Linked DNA regions of Homo sapiens: region 2 is linked to region 1. Evidence: read pairs that join two places in POLR2A ChIA-PET (ENCODE). Cell type or tissue: HepG2. All regions are shown on one strand. Each heading gives the region's core, and the rest is flanking DNA. Links, peaks and the distances in the headings are about the cores only.

Evidence for each region. ChIA-PET counts read pairs that join two places held together with the same protein. Peaks named below come from ENCODE experiments on the same cell type or tissue, not always from the same donor. Only the 100,000 strongest peaks of a DNase experiment are listed, where the experiment ranks them.
Region 2: POLR2A ChIA-PET joins it to region 1 with 12 read pairs; 4 of 35 experiments call an interaction of 5 or more read pairs at or near these places.

The regions. Positions count from the first base shown.
Region 1 is chr3:197,585,853-197,595,009 of GRCh38, forward strand. No RefSeq gene overlaps it. Among named protein-coding and RNA genes, the nearest start is that of BDH1, 34 kb to the left of the region's middle. In HepG2, for the core only: a CTCF peak has its summit at 5,071; a DNase peak (open chromatin) is centred at 4,769.
Region 2 is chr3:197,516,066-197,525,222 of GRCh38, forward strand. It overlaps BDH1 (3-hydroxybutyrate dehydrogenase 1), which reads right to left. Exons shown (of 8, transcript NM_203314.3): 6 at 6,575-6,716. Among named protein-coding and RNA genes, the nearest start is that of LINC02012, 11 kb to the left of the region's middle. RefSeq lists enhancers at 4,747-5,452, 5,453-6,158, 7,805-8,304. In HepG2, for the core only: a CTCF peak has its summit at 4,008; DNase peaks (open chromatin) are centred at 646 and 4,846; H3K4me3 peaks cover 1,609 bases.

The sequences.
Region 1 (9,157 bases), core at 610-8,609:
ATGAGTTAGAACAGCACCAGGAGGCCAGGGTATCTGGAGTGCACGAATGAGAGGCTGCAGAGGAGGAGACATGATCAGAGAGGTAGTGGAAGCCAGATTACATAGGATGACGCCCAGGTTGAATGCAGTGGCACCATCTCGGCTCATTGCAGCCTTGACCTCCCAGATCAAGTAATCCTCCCACCTCACCCTCCTGAGTAACTGGGACTACAGGCAAACACCACTACACCCGGCTAACTTGTTATTTTTTGTAGAGATGGGGTCTCACTATGTACCTAGGCTGGTCTCAGACTCCTGGGCTCAAGCGATCCTCCTGCCCGGGCCTCCCAGAGTGCTGGGATTACAGCTGTGAGCCACTGCTCCCAGCCACTGGCAGTTTTTGGGCAGGCGAGTAATATGAGCTGACTTTGATTTTAAAAGAATCTGTCTGGCTGCTATTTGGAGAATATGCTGAAGCATGTCAAGGATGGAAGCAGGAGACCAGTTAGGAGCTAGTTGGAATAATTTAGGAGAGAGCAGATGGTGGCTCAAGCCAGGGTGCAGGCAGCAGAGGAGTGAGAAGTAGCTCATCTGAGCACCCTCAGAAGATACAGTCCACAGGATTTGCTACTGGATCCTTTCTGGGTAAAGGAGAAAGAGAGATATCGAGGATGACTCTGAACATTTTGTCCTGAGTAACTGGAAGGATGTATTTCCATTAACTGAGAAGAGGGAAATTTGTTTTTGTTTTCATTTTTTGAAACAGAGTCATACTCTGTTGCCCAGGCTGGAGTGCAGTGGCGTGATCTTGGCTCCCTGCAACCTCTGCCTCCCGGGTTCAAGCGATTCTCTTGCCTCAGCCTCCTGAGTAGCTACAATTACGGGCTCCCGCCACCACATCCAGCTAATTTTTTTTGTATTTTTTAGTAGAGACGGGGTTTTACCCTGTTGGCCAGGCTGATCTCGAACTTGTGACCTCAGGTGATCCACCCTCCTTGGCCTCCCAAAGTGCTGGGATTACAGACGTGAGCCACTGTGTCCGGCCTCTTTTTTTTTTTTTTTTTTTTTTTATGAGTAGGAATAGGTAATTATTAAGCTAGATGTGTCCAGTTTACCAGAAAGGAAATTGAAAGGATTTATAGCATCTATCTTTAACTTGCCAGTCTATCTTCAAGTGATATTATAGTGTACACTAGAGTATAAGAACCCAACACGGCGAAACCCCGTCTCTACTAAAAACACAAAAATTAGCCGGGCGTGCTGGTGCGTGCCTGTAATCCCAGCTACTGGGGAGGCTGAGGCAGGGGAATCGCTTGAACCCGGGAGGCAGAGGCTGCAGTGAGCCGAGATCGCGCCACTGCACTCCAGCCTGGGCGACAGAGCGAGACTCCGTCTCAAAAAAAAAAAAAAAAAGAACCATACAATAATCCAATTCCTCCCCTCTTGACCTTTCTGCTGCCATTTTTACACTTACTTATGCCACAAAGCCTAGGCAACATTGTTCTTAGTTTCATTTAAACATTTATCTTTTAAAGAGATTTAGACAATAAGGAAAAGAACTTCTCTATTTACCCACGTAGTTGCTCCTCATTCCTTTGTATATACTCGTATTTTCATCTGGTATCATTTCCTTCTGCCTAAAGGACTTCCTTTAACCTTTCTTGTTGTGTGGGCACTTGGGATAAATTCTTTCAGCTTTTGCATGTCTGGAAAAAAAGACTTCATTCCACCTCCTTCATTTATAAAGGATATTTAAGCTGGTTATGGAATTCTAGTTAACAGGATTTTCTTTTCTTGCTGTACTTTAAGGGTTTTGCTTAAGGATTTTCTTTCCTTTTGCCTTTTCTTGTCTTTTCTTTTCAACATATGGGGTCTCATGTATTACCCACGCTGGCCACAACTCCCGGGCTCAAGTCGTCTTCCCGCCTCAGCCCCCCGAGTTGCTGGGACCATGGTGCGTGCCAATGCACCAGGCTTTCCACTGTTTTCTTGCTCACGTGTTTTTCCAATGGGAAATCTGGTGTCATCTTAATCATTGTTCATGTATACATCTTCCTGTTCCTTTGATTCTTTTTAAGGTTCTCTATTGAACATTGATTTTAAGCAATTTGATTGCGATGTCCCTTGGTGTCATTTTCTTCACATTTCTTATGCTTGGGGTTCATTGAGCTTCTTGTATTTGTGGGTCTGTAGTTTTAATCACATTTGGATTTTTTTTTTTGCCATTATTTCTTCCAATATATTTTTCTGTTCTGTCTTACTTTTACTTTCCCTGAAACTGATTTTTGACTAGTCCATATGTAATGACATGTCTAAAATGTGCTGGAAAAAAGCATGGGTTTTTCTTTAAAGATCTCCCAGTGAGTTAGTTTAGTTGTTTGTTTGTTTTTTGGCAGTCACATTGGCTAAAGTGAGGTTTAAATATATATATATATATAAGTAGAATGTAAATAACTGCTATTCTTAAAAAAGAAGCAGCTGAGGTAAGAGGATTGTTTGAGGGCAGGAAGTTTGAGAGATCAGCCTGGGCAATGCAATGAGACCCTGTCTCTCCAAAAAAAATTAAAAGTGAGCTGGGCAGGCGCAGGGGCTCCTGCCTGCAATCCCAGCAGTTTGGGAGGCCGAGGCAGGAGGATCGCTTGAGCCCAGGAGTTCAAGACTACCCTGGGCAACATAGCAAGGTCTCATCTCTACAAATACAAAAATTAGCCAGGCGTGGTGGTGTGTGCCTGTGGTCCCAGTCATGTGGGAGGCTGAGGTGGGAGGATCACTTGAGCCTGGGATACTGCAGTGAGCTATGAGCATGTCACTACACTCCAGCCTGGGGGAGAGAGCAATACCTGTCTCCCAAATAAATAAATAAAAATTTAAAAAAGAGAAGAAGAAAGAAGTGAAAAGGAGAAAAATGATGAATAAATTTGAAAGCAGAAAATATTTAAACATTTATATGGGAAAAAATACATGTTAACATGTGTTATATTTATACTTATATTTTTACAGGTTATAAATATATACTATATATTTATGTATGTAAATATTTGTATTTCATATATTTGTATATTTTAGACATATCCTAAAGGATATGAAGAGATAAATGACAAAAAGTGGGGAGGAGAATATTTGCAACACATATGACAAAGAGCTAATTAACTTAATACACAAAGACCACTTAATATACAAAGATAAAAAAAATGTTGGGCTGAGCGTGGTGGCTCACACCTGTAATCCCAGCACTTTGGGAGGCCGAGGCAGGTGGATCACGAGGTCAGGAATTCAAGTTCAGCCTGGTCAACATAGTGAAACCCTGTCTCTACTAAAAATACAAAAAAAATCAGCTGGGTGTAGTGGTGGGCGCCTGTAATCCCAGCTACTTGAGAGGCTGAGGCAGGAGAATCACATCAACCCAGGAGGCGGAGGTTGCAATGAGCCAAGATCATGCCACTGCACTCCAGCCTGGGCGACAGTGCAAGACTCCATCTCAAAAATAAATAAATAAATAAATATAAATAAATGTTAAAAAGAAAGAAATGAGCAAACGATATAAACAGGTAGTGCACAAGAAAAAATGCAAACGGCTAAGAAACATATATAAAGGTGTTGAACTGTATTAATTTTTTAAAATACACAAAGTTACATATACCATTTTTCACCAGCAGGTTGACAGAGACTGGAAACTTAGAAGTGACCCACCCCTAACATTTGCAGGGTTAAAGCAACAGTACAAATGTGTACCCCTGTATCATACAATTACATATAGGAAAACTATAAATCAGGCAAACAGGCCAGGTGCAGTGCACGCCTGTAATCCCCGCACTTTGGGAGGCCGAGGTGGGAGGATTGCTTGAGCCTAGGAGTTTGAGACCAGCCCGGCTAACAGAGAGACCGTGCCTCTACAAAAAACAAAATAGCTGGGCGCGGTAGCGCGTGCCTGTAGTTCCAGCTACTCGAGAGGTTGAGGCGGGACGGTCTCTTGAGTGACAGGAGTGTGTGAAAGATCTTTAATAGATATTTTTGAGAAAAGCTAATTAAGGATCTGATGTATACTACGACCAACTGTATGTGTGTACATCTACATATCTATATCTATCTATAGCTGTATATATATATATAAAAATATATATATATATAAAAATATATATATATATATATAAAAAAATATATATATATATATAAATATATATATATATATAAATATATATATAAGTTTATGCTTACATTTGCTAAGAAATTTTCTAGAAGGAATTACAAGGGAGTTACTAAGAGAAGGGATACATGGGGCAGTTTTTACCTCATACTTCTGTCTGTTCAAATTTGTCAGAGCATTTGGTACTTCAAAAGAAAAACAATAACCGAAAAATACACTGAAATTTCTCAGACACATCTTGTAACAGCCTCTAGCCTCCATCAACACCAGCAACCAGAAGCGTCTCACTGTGCAGGCGTTGCGCCAGGCACTGGGCTACCCAACCACAATCAGAGTTGCCTTTCCAGGCCCATGGAATTTTGTTCAGCCAGTGGCTGCCAGTTAGTTCTCTGTCTTTGTTTCCAAGGTAGCAGGAACCCTACAGAAACCAGGAGAAAATATGTCACACCCCTAAATGTGTTTTCTTCACAGATTTCCCTAGAAGGCTGCCAGCCTGGGCAGTGGGTGAGAAGCCGCTCTGCTGGGTTACACATGGCAGGCCCAGCGCCCTGCAGGCTCAGGGAGGAGCTCTGCCCTGACCCAGCCGAATCTCACCCATGCAGGTGGTGGATCAGAGGACTTTCTGTGACTAGGAAAACAACTCAAAGGTCAGCCCTTCCCAGCAGTGAGTAAACACCCACATCCCCAGTTCTGAGAGAGGCCTGCAGAGGTGGCCTCTTCCCTAGTGAGAAGTCCTCCATGGCTAGTTATGGATTATTGGTCTGGGGGCTTCTGGACTTCAAAGACCAGCTGGATTAATCTCTGTATCCCGGTGCTTGGCACAGTGCCTGGCACATGGGTGATGTTTGCTGAATTGCCATCAGGGCCTGTCTCTTCTCCTGCCACTTTCCACACCTCTGCAAAGAGGTAACTGCTCTTGGGCTGATTCCCTGGAGTTTGAACCTCACCTCTCTGAAGGGGGCATCCTTTTGCAGGATGTGCACTGTACATCCAGGAAAACACACCAGATGAGGAGCTCCTGATGACTGGTTCACACTAATTTTGAGAACTTATCTCAGAAAATTTAGAAAATGAAGATGTCTAATAAAATACAATAAAAATTCTATTCCCCCTCCCCTTCCTGCTCTAACAGAACTGTTATGCTCCCCTGCAGCCATCTCAGGTGGGGAAAGTTTTTTGTTTGTTTGTTTATTTGTTTGTTTTTGAGACAGAGTCTCACTCTGCAGCCCAGGCTGGAGTGCAATGGCACAATCTCGGCTCACTGCAACCTCCCCCTCCCAGGTTCAAGGGATTCTCCTGCCTCAGCCTCCGGAGTAGCTGGGATTACAGGTGTGAGCCACCACGCCTGGCTAATTTTTGTGTTTTTAGTAGAGATGGAGTTTCACCATATTGGCCGGGCTGGTCTCAAACTCCCAACGTTGTGATCCGCCCGCCTCAGCCTCCCAGAGTGCTGGGATTACAGGCATGAGCCACCACACCCGGCCCTGAATGCTTTATCTCCTGGAGTAAATGTCCTCTTTGCTGACGACGGCCTCTTCCAGGCCATTCTGCCACTCGTGTGTCAGACTTTAGGCAGGATTTCATTGATGGACTGACCTCCATAGCCCCTCAGTCTAACAAGGAGACAACAATGGTGCTTTGGGTCTCCAGGTATCAGTTTCAACTCAGTCACTACATCAAGTAGCCCTCCGGACATCTGGGGATTCCTTTTTCTTCCGTGTACGGTCACCCAAGTACACGGCCACGGGTCCCCCTAGGGAAAGACTGGGGGAATCATTACACTCTTTTCTTGCCGGTGTTGCCGAGTTCATTCTTAGAGACCCAGCCACCTCTTCAGTCCATGGATTCCAGATCGGAAAATTGGCTTAGGTCAAAACAACTGAGTAAGGGACTGTAAGTTTGTATTAGGGCTCTGAGCCTCCTGCGTCTCCACTTGTGCCTCTTGCTGGCTGGAGGCGTTAGGCAGCACCTGTGTAGGTTGCCCATTTATTCTGCCCCGGGAGATGCTGTGCTCTGTGGACCACAACTCCCTGTGGGCCGGGCCTGGTTGGCTGCATGACTAACTCTGCAGGTCATTATGACCTCCTGGCATCTGGAAGCCAAAGGCCACCACCTGGCCTCTATGCCTGGGGGTAGAGGGGCTTCATTGCCATGGGTAGCAGTGAGCCCAGCTCTGTGACCAGCTCTCCTGTTTAGTGAGGTTGGTGCCTCTCACCTGAGCATTCCTGATGGTCGTGGTCAATCACCTGTTCTCTGGGCCCACCCCTCATACTTACCCCCACCCCCGGTGGCTCTTCTGGTCTCAGATGACATAGCCATCCCAGCGTGCCCACTTTCCTCAGGCTTTTTGTGTTTTCACTACCATCTTCCAGGGCTACTTAGTCATGTCCGTTGCCGCCATTGACACTGGCTGCCACTTTCTCCGGGCTTCTAAGAGTCACCCTTGAGTTTGTCTCATCACCTGGGGTCCTTACCAGGGTATTAAATTCGGCATCCTGAGAAAGCACCCCAAGGGAACTCTGCTAGGCCCAGGCTCCTTGATCAAGCCCCCAGGAGTGAGCAACCAGCGGCGTGTGCTGAGGAAGCCACGGCCTGCTTGCTAACCTCCCACCTCGTGCGTGCGCTGCCTCCTCACTTCCTTCGTCCTTTACTCTTACTTTCCTGGAACTCACTTCCTTTCGTCCTTTACTCTTACTTTCCTGGAACTCACTTCCTTTCGTCCTTTACTCTTACTTTCCTGGAACTCAGCCCCGCTGCCCAGAAGCACACAAGCTTTGCCTCAGGCTCTGTTTTCTAGGGAAATTGGGCCAAGGCAGAGGTCTTCATGATTTCACATGTTGTAAGAAGGGGGGAGGCTCTCATCCTGGCCCTGGAAGTGGGGGGTGCTCATAGTGAGTCCATCTAGCTAGGGATGAAAACGGAAAACTCAACGTCTATGGAAAAACACAAGGATTTGGAAGCGTCACATAAAGACTTAATCAATACAAGTTCAAACTATAATCCCTCCCTGAAATGACACAGCATTTTTCCACTGGAAGCAGCTGGGGGGCTGGTGCTGGGCTGCCGTATCTCCAGGCAGCAGAGGGCAGGGAAGGAGAAGGGCAAGAGCTCGTACCTCGGGTGTCCTTGGCTCACCGCCTGTGCTCCATTTCTGCATCTCTCGTGGTCCGTAATACTCCAGATCCTGCCACGAACAGGGGCGAGGGGAAGAGGAACTGGGCTCAGAATTGTTAAGAAAGACTTGATTTAGGAGAGCTGTGTCTCCGCACGGAGGTGGGATTGCTCATTAGGCAGAAGCTGGTGACCACCACACCAGGTGCCTTAAGATTTCAAAATCACAGGCCAGGCATGGTGGCTCACACCTGTGATCCCAGCACTTTGAGAGGCCAAGGTGGGTGGATGACCTGAGGTCAGGAGTTTGAGACCAGCCTGGCCAACATGGTGAAACCCTGTCTCTACTAAAAATACAAAAATTAGCCGGGAGTGGTGGCAGGCGCCTGTAATCCCAGCTACTTGGGGGAGGCTGAGGCAGGAGAATCGCTTGAACCCAGGAGGCAGAGGTTGCAGTGAGCCGAGATGGTGCCACTGCACTCCAGCCTGGGTGGCAGAGCGAGACTCTGTCTCAAACAAAACAAACAAACAAACAAATCACAGGTGTATGGAGGATGCACCTGACAGCAATAACTTAAGCATACCCTGAGAATGACCCTAGGCCTAAAAAGAATGTGTTTGGAGTTCTGAGCTAAGGAATCGGGAAATGGGGCCAACCTGGAGACTCATTCCTTATCTGCGAGGGGCATCTGAACCCCCCGCCCATCCTGTGGAATGGAGGCCATAGAGGGGATCCAGGCCCTTTGTTTTGGGTTAAAGGAAGGTTGCCAGGTGGAGGTTGCTAGGGGGAGGGTGCTAGGTGAAAATGCTATATAAACTGCATGCTTTTTACGAGTGGTTGCCATTCTCTGGTCCAGCCTGCTGCCACTGGACTGCCCTGTATGTAAGTCCCCTCAGGAAGCCCTGTGTCTCAGTCACTGGCCCCCAGCCTCTTCTTTGGCGTCTCGAACACACTACCAACGCTACTGCAGTCAACAGGGGTCTGGCACGACAGCAGGGCTTGCTTTTTTTGCTGTTATCGTTGTTGTTGTTGTTTTTGAGATGGAGTTTTGCTCTTTTCACCCAGGCTGGAGTGCAGTGGCGCGATCTCAGCTCACTGGAACCTCCACCTCCCAGGTTTGAGTGATTCTCCGGCCTCAGCCTTCCAAGTAGCTGGGACTACAGGCACACACCACCACGCCCAACTAATTTTTTTTTTTTTTTTTTGTATTTTTAGTAGAGACGGGGTTTCATCATGTTGGCCAGGCTGGTCTTGAACTCCTGACCTCAGGTGATCCACCCACCGGCCTCCCAAAGTGCTGGGATCACAGGCACGAGCTACTGCACCTGGCCCCAGGCTTGCTTTTACACAAGTTCAACCCCAGACACCTTCCAAGAATGGCTTCGTAGTCAGCAAGAGAGGAGGCACCCTATAGCACTCAGCTAGAGACAATATCACACCATATCCAGCAGGAGAGAGAAAGGTCGATCTTATGCCATAGGCTGACAAACTTTAAAACAGCTGTGTAGAAGGGCCCTGGTGACATAGGTTTGAAAGGGGTCGCTGCATTTGTCCAGTACAACATTTAAAGTCTGTTCTACTGTTGAGACTGATTTTCTTTCCTTACTGTCTGGAGCATCGTCTTATTCACAGGCCCGTTTATTCATCATGCGGAAACAGATGACCAGGGAATTCAAATCTAAATGATAGGTCTATCTCTGTATCTCAGTATTGAATAATAAAACCAATGATTTCTTCAGGGATTCCAAATCAGTGTTTGATAAAGATACAGGACCCGAGGGGAAAGAAGGGATCCGGAGCAAAAGAAGTTCAGATTAAATTTTCACTTAGCGTAAGATGCCCCTGACTCTATATCATGGTCCTCAAAGGTCAAAAGAGTAAAGAAAACACAAACTAGGACAAATGAGAAGGGGCCTATCCCC
Region 2 (9,157 bases), core at 355-8,354, 70 kb before region 1:
ATATGAGTACTGCCAGTACTCCTTGAGGCTCACCTCTCCCTCAGCATTAGTGATACCCAGGCATCTCCTGCATCTTCCCTGACACCTTTCTTTCACCTGCCCCCAGATACAAGTGGCCCCCAATGTCCTGGCCTAATCCTGCTCCTCTCAAAGTACACTTAACTCTTAGGTGTCCTCATCTTCTTCATGTTTGTGAATTTTGCAGCCGTTTTGTGTTTGATTCATAACGGACAATATCCCATGACTTAAAATGCATACAGCCCTTTCTCTACCTAAAAATAAAACAATGACATTTGACGCTACTATCCAAAAAAGTTTAATGAAACATGACCTGTGAAAGTGCACAGCCCCTGGATTACAGCTTTAATGAGTGTTGAGAGTGGTGGACCTAGTTGCCATCTGGAATCCTCAGCCAATGTTCTGAATAAACTCACGGAGGCATGCCCGCTGGTTGGGTGACAGCAACTTTCCTGTAACATCCCCAAGATCGCCTCCGCACCAGTGGCCCCTCAGTTCTCCTTGGGAGTCACGGCTCTCTCTCCTCATCCCATCTCCTGTCTCGCTTCCACCTGAATGTCCCACGGGTCCCTGACTCACCCTAACCACAACCAACACGTCAAGTTTCCAAGCTGCCCAAGCCTGCTCCTCCTCTTTGTTAATGATTTTACTTTTGTCTGTGACTCCTCCAGCTCCTCCACCCCTCCCCCACCTACTGAGTCACCCAGTACTGCTAATATTACAGCTCAAGATCAACATGACAGCTGGCAGACCCCTAATCAAGCCCTTTACATTCATTAACTTCCCTGATCCTCACAACCACCCTGGAAAATAGATCCTAAATTGTCTCATATCCGGTTGAGGCAACTGAAGCTCAGAGAGGTTAAGCACCTTGGTCAATGTCACCCAGCTAACAGGCAGGGAGGGTGGGATTTGGACCCAGATCTCTCTGAGGACAAAGTCCCCACGCCCCAGGCTGTTGCTGGTTTCCTCTGCTGGGTCAGTTCTTCCTTCCTGTTTCCACTAGCATTCCCTTGGGTCCTCGCTGCCTGTCTCCTGGGCTGCTGGAGAAGCCTCCTGGGTCTGTTTGTCTCACTCACTCCTCCACCTCCGTCTTCACCCCACCCCTCAGGCAGACCCATCAGTCACTTCCTGCTCTATGGTCTCCATCCCCCCTCAGGCCGACCCCCGCATCAGTCATTTCCTGCTCTATGGTCTCCATCCCCCCCTCAGGCCGACCCCCGCATCAGTCATTTCCTGCTCTATGGTCTCCATCCCCCCCTCAGGCCGACCCCATCAGTCACTTCCTGCTGTATGTCTCCATCCCCTCCTCAGGCTGACCCCCCCACCCCATCAGTCATTTCCTGCTCTATGGTCTCCATCCCCCCTCAGGCCGACCCCCTCATCAGTCATTTCCTGCTCTATGGTCTCAATCCCCCTTCAGGCCGACCCCCCCATCAGTCACTTCCTGCTCTATGGTCTCCATCCCCCTTCAGGCCGACCCCCCCATCAGTCACTTCCTGCTCTATGGTCTCCATCCCCCCTCAGGCCGACCCCCCCAATCAGTCACTTCCTGCTCTATGGTCTCCATCCCCCTTCAGGCCGACCCCCCCATCAGTCACTTCCTGCTCTATGGTCTCCATCCCCCCTCAGGCCAACCCCCTCATCAGTCATTTCCTGCTCTATGGTCTCCATCCCCCTTCAGGCCGACCCCCCCATCAGTCACTTCCTGCTCTATGGTCTCCATCTCCCCCTCAGGCTGACCCCCCCAATCAGTCACTTCCTGCTCTATGGTCTCCATCTCCCCCTCAGGCTGACCCCCCCCATCAGTCACTTCCTGCTCTATGGTCTCCATCTCCCCCTCAGGCTGACCCCCCCCAATCAGTCACTTCCTGCTCTATGGTCTCCATCTCCCCCTCAGGCTGACCCCCCCAATCAGTCACTTCCTGCTCTATGGTCTCCATCTCCCCCTCAGGCTGACCCCCCCCATCAGTCACTTCCTGCTCTATGGTCTCCATCTCCTCATCAGGCTGACCCCCCCCAATCAGTCACTTCCTGCTCTATGGTCTCCATCCCCCCTCAGGCCGACCGCCCCCCATCAGTCACTTCCTGCTCTATGGTCTCCATCTCCCCCTCAGGCTGACCCCCCCAATCAGTCACTTCCTGCTCTATGGTCTCCATCTCCCCCTCAGGCTGACCCCCCCCAATCAGTCACTTCCTGCTCTATGGTCTCCATCTCCCCTCAGGCCGACCCCCCCCCATCAGTCACTTCCTGCTCTATGGTCTCCATCCCCCCTCAGGCCGACCCCCCCCATCAGTCACTTCCTGCTCTATGGACTCCATCCCCCCCTCAGGCCGACCTCCCCGATCAGTCACTTCCTGCTCTATGGTCTCCATCTCCCCCTCAGGCTGACCCCCCCGATCAGTCACTTCCTGCTCTATGGTCTCCATCCCCCCCTCAGGCCGACCCCCCCGATCAGTCACTTCCTGCTCTATGGTCTCCATCTCCCCCTCAGGCTGACCCCCCCAATCAGTCACTTCCTGCTCTATGGTCTCCATCCCCCCTCAGGCCGACCCCCCCCATCAGTCACTTCCTGCTCTATGGTCTCCATCCCCCCTCAGGCTGACCCCCCCCATCAGTCACTTCCTGCTCTATGGACTCCATCCCCCCTCAGGCCGACCCCCCCCCATCAGTCACTTCCTGCTCTATGGACTCCATCCCCTCCTCAGGCCGACCCCCCCCATCAGTCACTTCCTGCTCTATGGTCTCCATCCCCTCCTCAGGCCGACCCCCCTCATCAGTCACTTCCTGCTCTATGGTCTCCATCCCCCCTCAGGCTGACCTCCCCGCCCCATCAGTCACTTCCTGCTCTATGGTCTCCATCCCCCCCTCAGTCACTTCCTGCTCTATGGTCTCCATCCCCCCTCAGGCCGACCCCCCAATCAGTCACTTCCTGCTCTATGGTCTCCATCCCCCGCTCAGGCACCCCCCATCAGTCACTTCCTGCTCTATGGTCTCCATCCCCTCCTCAGGTGGATCCCCCCATCAGTCACTTCCTGCTCTGTGGTCTCCATCCCACAGCATGGTAGGCCAGGCCTTTTCCAAGCTTCTCCCTTACTCCTCCACATATGTTCTGCTGCCTGTCAGCCTGCGAGCAGCTTGTGTTGAAATTCTTCCCATGCTCTTGTAGTGGTCTGATCCAGGCATGAGTGCTGGACGGCTCAGAGCACTCTCCCACTTCACAGATGGGCAAGCTGAGACCCACACAGGGGGCAGGTGCAAGCCCAAGATCACATTTCTAATAAGTGAAGCCCAGGTCAGGCGTGGTGGCTCAGGCCTATAATCCCAGCACTTTGGGAGTCCAAGGCAGGTGGATCACCTGAGGTCAGGAGTTTGAGACCAGCCTGGCCAACCTTGTGAAACCCCTTCTTTACTAAAAAAAAAAAAAAAATTAGCTGGGCATGGTGGCAGGCGCCTGTAATCCCAGCTCCTCGGGAGGCTGAGACAGGAGAATCACTTGAACCCGGGATGTGGAGGTTTCAGTGAGCCGAGATCGCACCATTGCACTCCAGCCTGGGCGGCAGAGTAAGACTCTGTCTCAAAAAAATTAATTAATTAATTAATTAATGTTGACTGACTGACTGGTAAGTGATGTGCCAAGATCAGGCCATGCCCACGGCCTGCTCTCGGGCCCACTGGCTCGGTGTCCCCTGGGGTGGGGACAGGGAGGGCTGGTCCCAGGCTCCAGATGTCCTGTCCCTCAGCGTCCTGCGGGGGTCGGGGCCGGTGGCAGATGGCTCTGTGGCTCTCACCAGACAATCTCCTTCATCTCGCCCCCGTGGCTGGCTCCCCGGGCTTTGGCAGCAACTGTTCCACAGAGCCAGGCTGCAGGGCGTCAAACTCGCCAACCAAATGTGCCCCCCCGGTGGAGAAGGGGAAGAGGACCCTTCTGACATGTCCTGCATGGGGTGTGGGTCGGTGGCGGCCACTGCGGGTCGGAACGCTCTGGGAGGGTGCTCCCTGGAGTTCACAGCCGGCATTGCCTGAGGGGGAATTGCCAAGGCAAGGCCAAGACATGGCAGAGTGGCAGAGTGTGGAGGGGAAGCAGGGAGAGGGAGGAGAGGGAGACGGGAAGAAAGCGAGAGCAGGAGATGGGGGACACGCCACTGCATATCTGACGGATGTACTGTTTTCTTCAGACCTAAAAGTCTTCAAATCCTTTTCCAAAAAAAAAAAATGCAGTATCGGTTAAGGAAGTTGATGGTGAGAGGTTCATCCAGCCCTCCGGAATGCCCGGCGTGGGAAAAGCAGCAGGGAAAGGTCTGCGCGTCAGGCTGGTGCTGGGGTTGGAGCCCAGATCCCCGGGCAGGGGGTGAGTGCCTCCCCTCTGTGTGGGCCGGGGCCCACCCTGCCTTGTAGGTTAGGCTGCCTGGCCAGTCCAGTACAGACAATGGAAGTGATTCTGCCCCAGAGTCAGGGGGGCAGGGGACGAGGACCGCCAGCCTGAGCAAGCCGGCCTGGTGCGTTCTCTGCTTGGGTCTCCGGTGATGACGCCTTTCCACGGGCATTTTAGATCACCACAAAACCCACGCTATAATCAAGTGGCTTTATGGTGCCGATGCAGCTGTTTTCCTGCCCAGTAGTTTATGAAGGAAAATATAGCAGCTGCCCAGGGAAGGTGGGAGGGAGGAGAATTTACCGCCAGGGAAGGGCGAAGCAGGCTGCAGGTTCTGAGCCGGTAATCACCCCAGCGGGACCCATCCTGCCTTTTCTTAATGGGCTGGCTCTGCCTGTTAATTATTAAACAGATGTTCAGCGAGAACAGAGAACAGAGAGGCCTGTGAATGGCCTGTTGGGAGGATGGGAGCGACAGTGGGCTGATGAGGTGGCACATCAGAGACAGGCAGAGGAGCGGCATCACCGACAGCCACACACGCAGCCTCTGAGGCAGCTGCTGTGACAGACAGCACATCCATCTGGCTGATACAGGCTCAGCAGAGCTCCCCGCATGGGATCTGGTCACTCCTGCCTTTTCCGCCTCCTTCCCCAGCCACTGAAGTAGCTGCTCCTGAGAGCTGCCCCACCCCATTCTGAGGGAAAGCAGAGGCCTGAATGACGCACACCCTTTCTGCCTGGGCTGTCAGGGAGCTCAAAGGTAAACTTCATAGATTCGCTTCTCCAGATGCTGCTGGGCGGCCCGGCTCCAGGGAGCTCCATCCCCCACTGCTGTATTCTACATGAATGGCACCCCGAGGTTGCAGACAGAGCTCCTCCCACAAGGCCCTCCACTGGCTGAACTGGAAGGATATTTTAGTCCTTATGCTACTGGAACTTTCTGTAGCTTTTGACCCTGTTGGCTACTGGTACTGCCCTCTCCTCCAAACTTTCTGTTGTTTAGCCTCTGGGGAACTGTATCCAACCTCTCTGACAGCTGCCTCTCCCCCTCCTCTGATCCCCGAACACTCACATTCCCAGGGGTCCCTCTGTGCATCTCCCCGACTCCCAGTGTCACCTGCCGTGGGCACCTGCTCTTCTAGCCTGGACATTCCCTCAGGGTGGGCGCTTCAGTGTCTCCCTATCTCCCCACCTGCTCCTGCAGTGCGGGGCACCAGGTGTCCAGGACAGAGACTTCGCGCCTCACCTCATCCCCACATCCAAGTCACCAAGTCCAGGCAGCTTCGCCTTCTCAACACTCCTCGCACCTGACCCTTCCTGTTTCCCAACACCTACCACCCTAGTTCCGGAGTCCAGAACCCATGTTTAACTCCCGCTTTGAATCCACCTTCACATTGCCACTGCCATCCTCAGAGGGAGATTCACAAGTCTCACAATGACCAGGCCATTCCCTCAGGATGACCCCTTCAGTGGCTCCCCAGTGCCATTGGGAGACCAGCCATGTTCCCTCGCCTGGGATCCAAGACCTCCCTCCCCAACCTCCTTTGCTGCCACCCCCTCTGCGTGACCTGACCCATGACTCATATTGAGGTGCCGGCTAATCCCACCACTTGACCAACAGCCCCCGCTACCCTCCCCGTGCTCCTCGAAGCTGTGGTTCCTGCTCTCCCCTCCTCTTGGAACAACCATATCTGCTCTCTGCCACAATCTGCCTTAACTGGCCTATTTCCACTGCGCCCCCATGGCTGGACTGACCCCTCCTTCCTGTGCTGCTCTGCCTCTCTCAATGCACGGCTCCCTGATTTTGAACTCAGTCCTCCGGCTGAACTATGAGGTCCTGGGGACAGAATGTGCCTTGACCATCTTTGTGTCCCTGGCACCCAACCCAGCTCCTGGGCCAGAGGGGGCATCAATGGGCATTGGCTGAACTGACCTGAATCAGTGCGTAGCCACCTAGCACTCCGTGAACTCTGAAATCACCTCCTGACTGTATTTTTCCATTGCCCTATTGCACGTGTATGTTTAGTGTAATCCTCTTCCTCCTACTGTGCAGGAGGAAGAGCCTAAACAATAAGGAAGGGAGTGTGGTGGCAGGATGCCAGCCAGTGGAAGGTGGTGTTCGGCAAGTGCCCCTTGGAATGGCCCCATACACAACCCCTGCCGTCCGAAGGGGCGCCCTACCTTTCTCAGGGTCCTTCAGGCTCGAGCGGACAATCTCCACCACTTTCTCCACCTCTTCGCTGCTGCAGACATTGAGCTGGACGGTTCTCAATCGGTCACTGTTTAGGCTGTCCAGCTCCTTGACCCCATCATGGCCTTTGTCCTGGGGAGGAGAGAAGAGCTGCTTCTACCTCCTTCCTTCCCACCCTGAGGCAGACCCTGAGGACTCCTGTCAAGGCAGGAGCTGGCCTCAAGTCCCAGCCAAAGCCTCAGGCATACTGGCAACTGCCCATGGGCCTGGCCCACCAGCATGCGGTTCTTTTTAATCCTGAGCACTGATGACCTATCAAGCATCAAGCTATGTGCCACAGACACAACCATGAATAGGATGAAGAGCCGGCCCCCAAGGCCTCAAGACAGGATTCCTTCTCCAAGCAGGGGTTGCAAACTTATGTGGGGCAGGCGGGGGCCCTGGGGAGTACAGGACATGTCAGGAATTACCACGTGGGGATGGAAACCCAGGGTTGCCAGATGCTTACATTTTTAAGCTAGTAATTGGGAAATCTCTTCATTCTTTTAAGTGTTGGCAACTTACACACATTTAAAAAAAAAAACAAAAAAACACTGTGAAGGCCAAAGCACGTCCACAGGCCACATAGGACCAGCAGGCTGCCAGTTTGCCACCTCTGTTCTAAGCCAAGGGCCCATCAACTCCAAATTGGTAAGAGGCCAGAGCCAGCCTCTAATCCCAGCTCAGTCACTGAGTAGGCTTTGTGCACTCAGGGGTGTCCCTGAACAGGGGTCCATTTTTTCTGGCTGTAAAACAGGAACATCACCACCTGTCCTGACCTGCTCAGATTAATGGAGTAAGGAAATGGATTTGTAAGAAGCCTGTTAAAGAGTCTAAAGCACCACACAAATTCAGGTACTGCTAAACAGGAGAAAGGCGTCACTCGCTCGGCAAACATTTCTTGGGCCCCTATCGTGTTCCGGCACTGTGCTAGGAACTGGAGGTCAAGATCAATCATTCAGCCCCTGTTCCCAGAGTCGTGTTCTAGGGAAGGAGACAGGTGAGCACGTAAGCGACACAGTGACTGTGTGCTGTATGGAACCTGGCGGGAGGTGGGAGGGGCACAGGAGGGACGGGCAGGGGAGACCTTCCAAAGGCAGTGACAGCTGAGGACATTCACAAGAGGGGGCCGATGGGGACGGGGCACTGTGGGAAGAGATAAGAGGACGCCACCAGAAGCCATTGGTTGCAGGCAGTGCAGACGCATAAGGAGGTGGTGGATGCAGGGCTGGAGAGGAGGGCAGGGGTCTGCTTGTGGGCACTGCCGAGCTGCTGGGGGGCTTTCCTCTAAGTAGACAGCATTTCCCGAGTGTCCACTGTCCTGAGCACTGTGCTAAGTGCTGATGTGCTTTGTCACGTGCACCCTCGTGTCACCAGGCAGGCTGCATTGTCACATTTCATCCTATTCTATGAAACATGGTTTCTTTCACAATAGGGATGAGCTACACTCGATGTGAAAATTAAACATAGTTGGTCATAAATGACTTAATTGGCAGCAATTTTCCTGAATGGTGCATGGCATAGTGACACCTCTTGTAAGAGGACAGGACTAGCAGCCAAGAGTAAAGGGGTAGAGAAATGCCCACTCGCCAGCCAAGGGCTTGCCCATGGCACACACAGCTGCTACTGAAGCAAACATCCCAGGCGCGGGCAAGGGTGGAAAGCCCAGGACGGTCAGCACTTGTCAGGGGTGGAAAGTCCTCCGCTGGTTAGGCTGAGCCTTCTGAATGCTTTCAACCAGAAGAACCCCAACCCCGGGAATGGAGAAATCACATCATGCAATTTCAGAGGGCACAGGAGGAAATGGTGAAGGGACTGCCCAATGGGGCCGGAGGTGCTGGACGTAGTCACCCCGGAGAGAAGACTTGAGTGGAACATGACTGAGGGAGCCAGCTTGTTCCATGCAGCCACAGAGAACAGAGCCAGGACCAAGAAGTCCAGCTCAGCTCAAAATGAGGCGTGATCTTCACAGTCTGGAGATGGCATGAGCTGCCTGGAGGTGTTGAGGCAATGAGTTGGGGTGGGGGGTTGTTTGGAGGTAGGAGGGATGTTTGGGGGTTGGGGGGATGCTTGAGGATGGGGTGTGGGAAAGGTGGTACAGAGACAATCCCGGCATTGGACAGGAGGTCGGGCTGATCTCCCCTACCTAACACCGCTTCCGTTCCTGGACTGTCGTCTTCACCGCCTGGTTTTCCATGGAAAGGAAGCCTCCCCAGTGGCCCTTTGAAAAGGCACTGTGGCGTGGCCCGCTAAGTCTCTGCAGAGGCACCAGGGATGCCTTCGGACACAGCAGCCAGGCCGGAGGCTCGATGGTCTAAAGTTTGGCTCTGAAATCCCCTAGGTGCGCCGACCTTCCCAAACAAGACGCAGGCATGAGATGCACGGGACAGATGGGCCTGGAGCTCAGGCTGTCATTCCCACAGAGGACTCCACCAAGAAAGAACTAATGCATCTTCAGGTCTAGGGTGTGATGACGTGGTGCCTGCAGACCCCTCTCTTCCACAGGCGGCACACAGGTACCAGGAAAACACGTG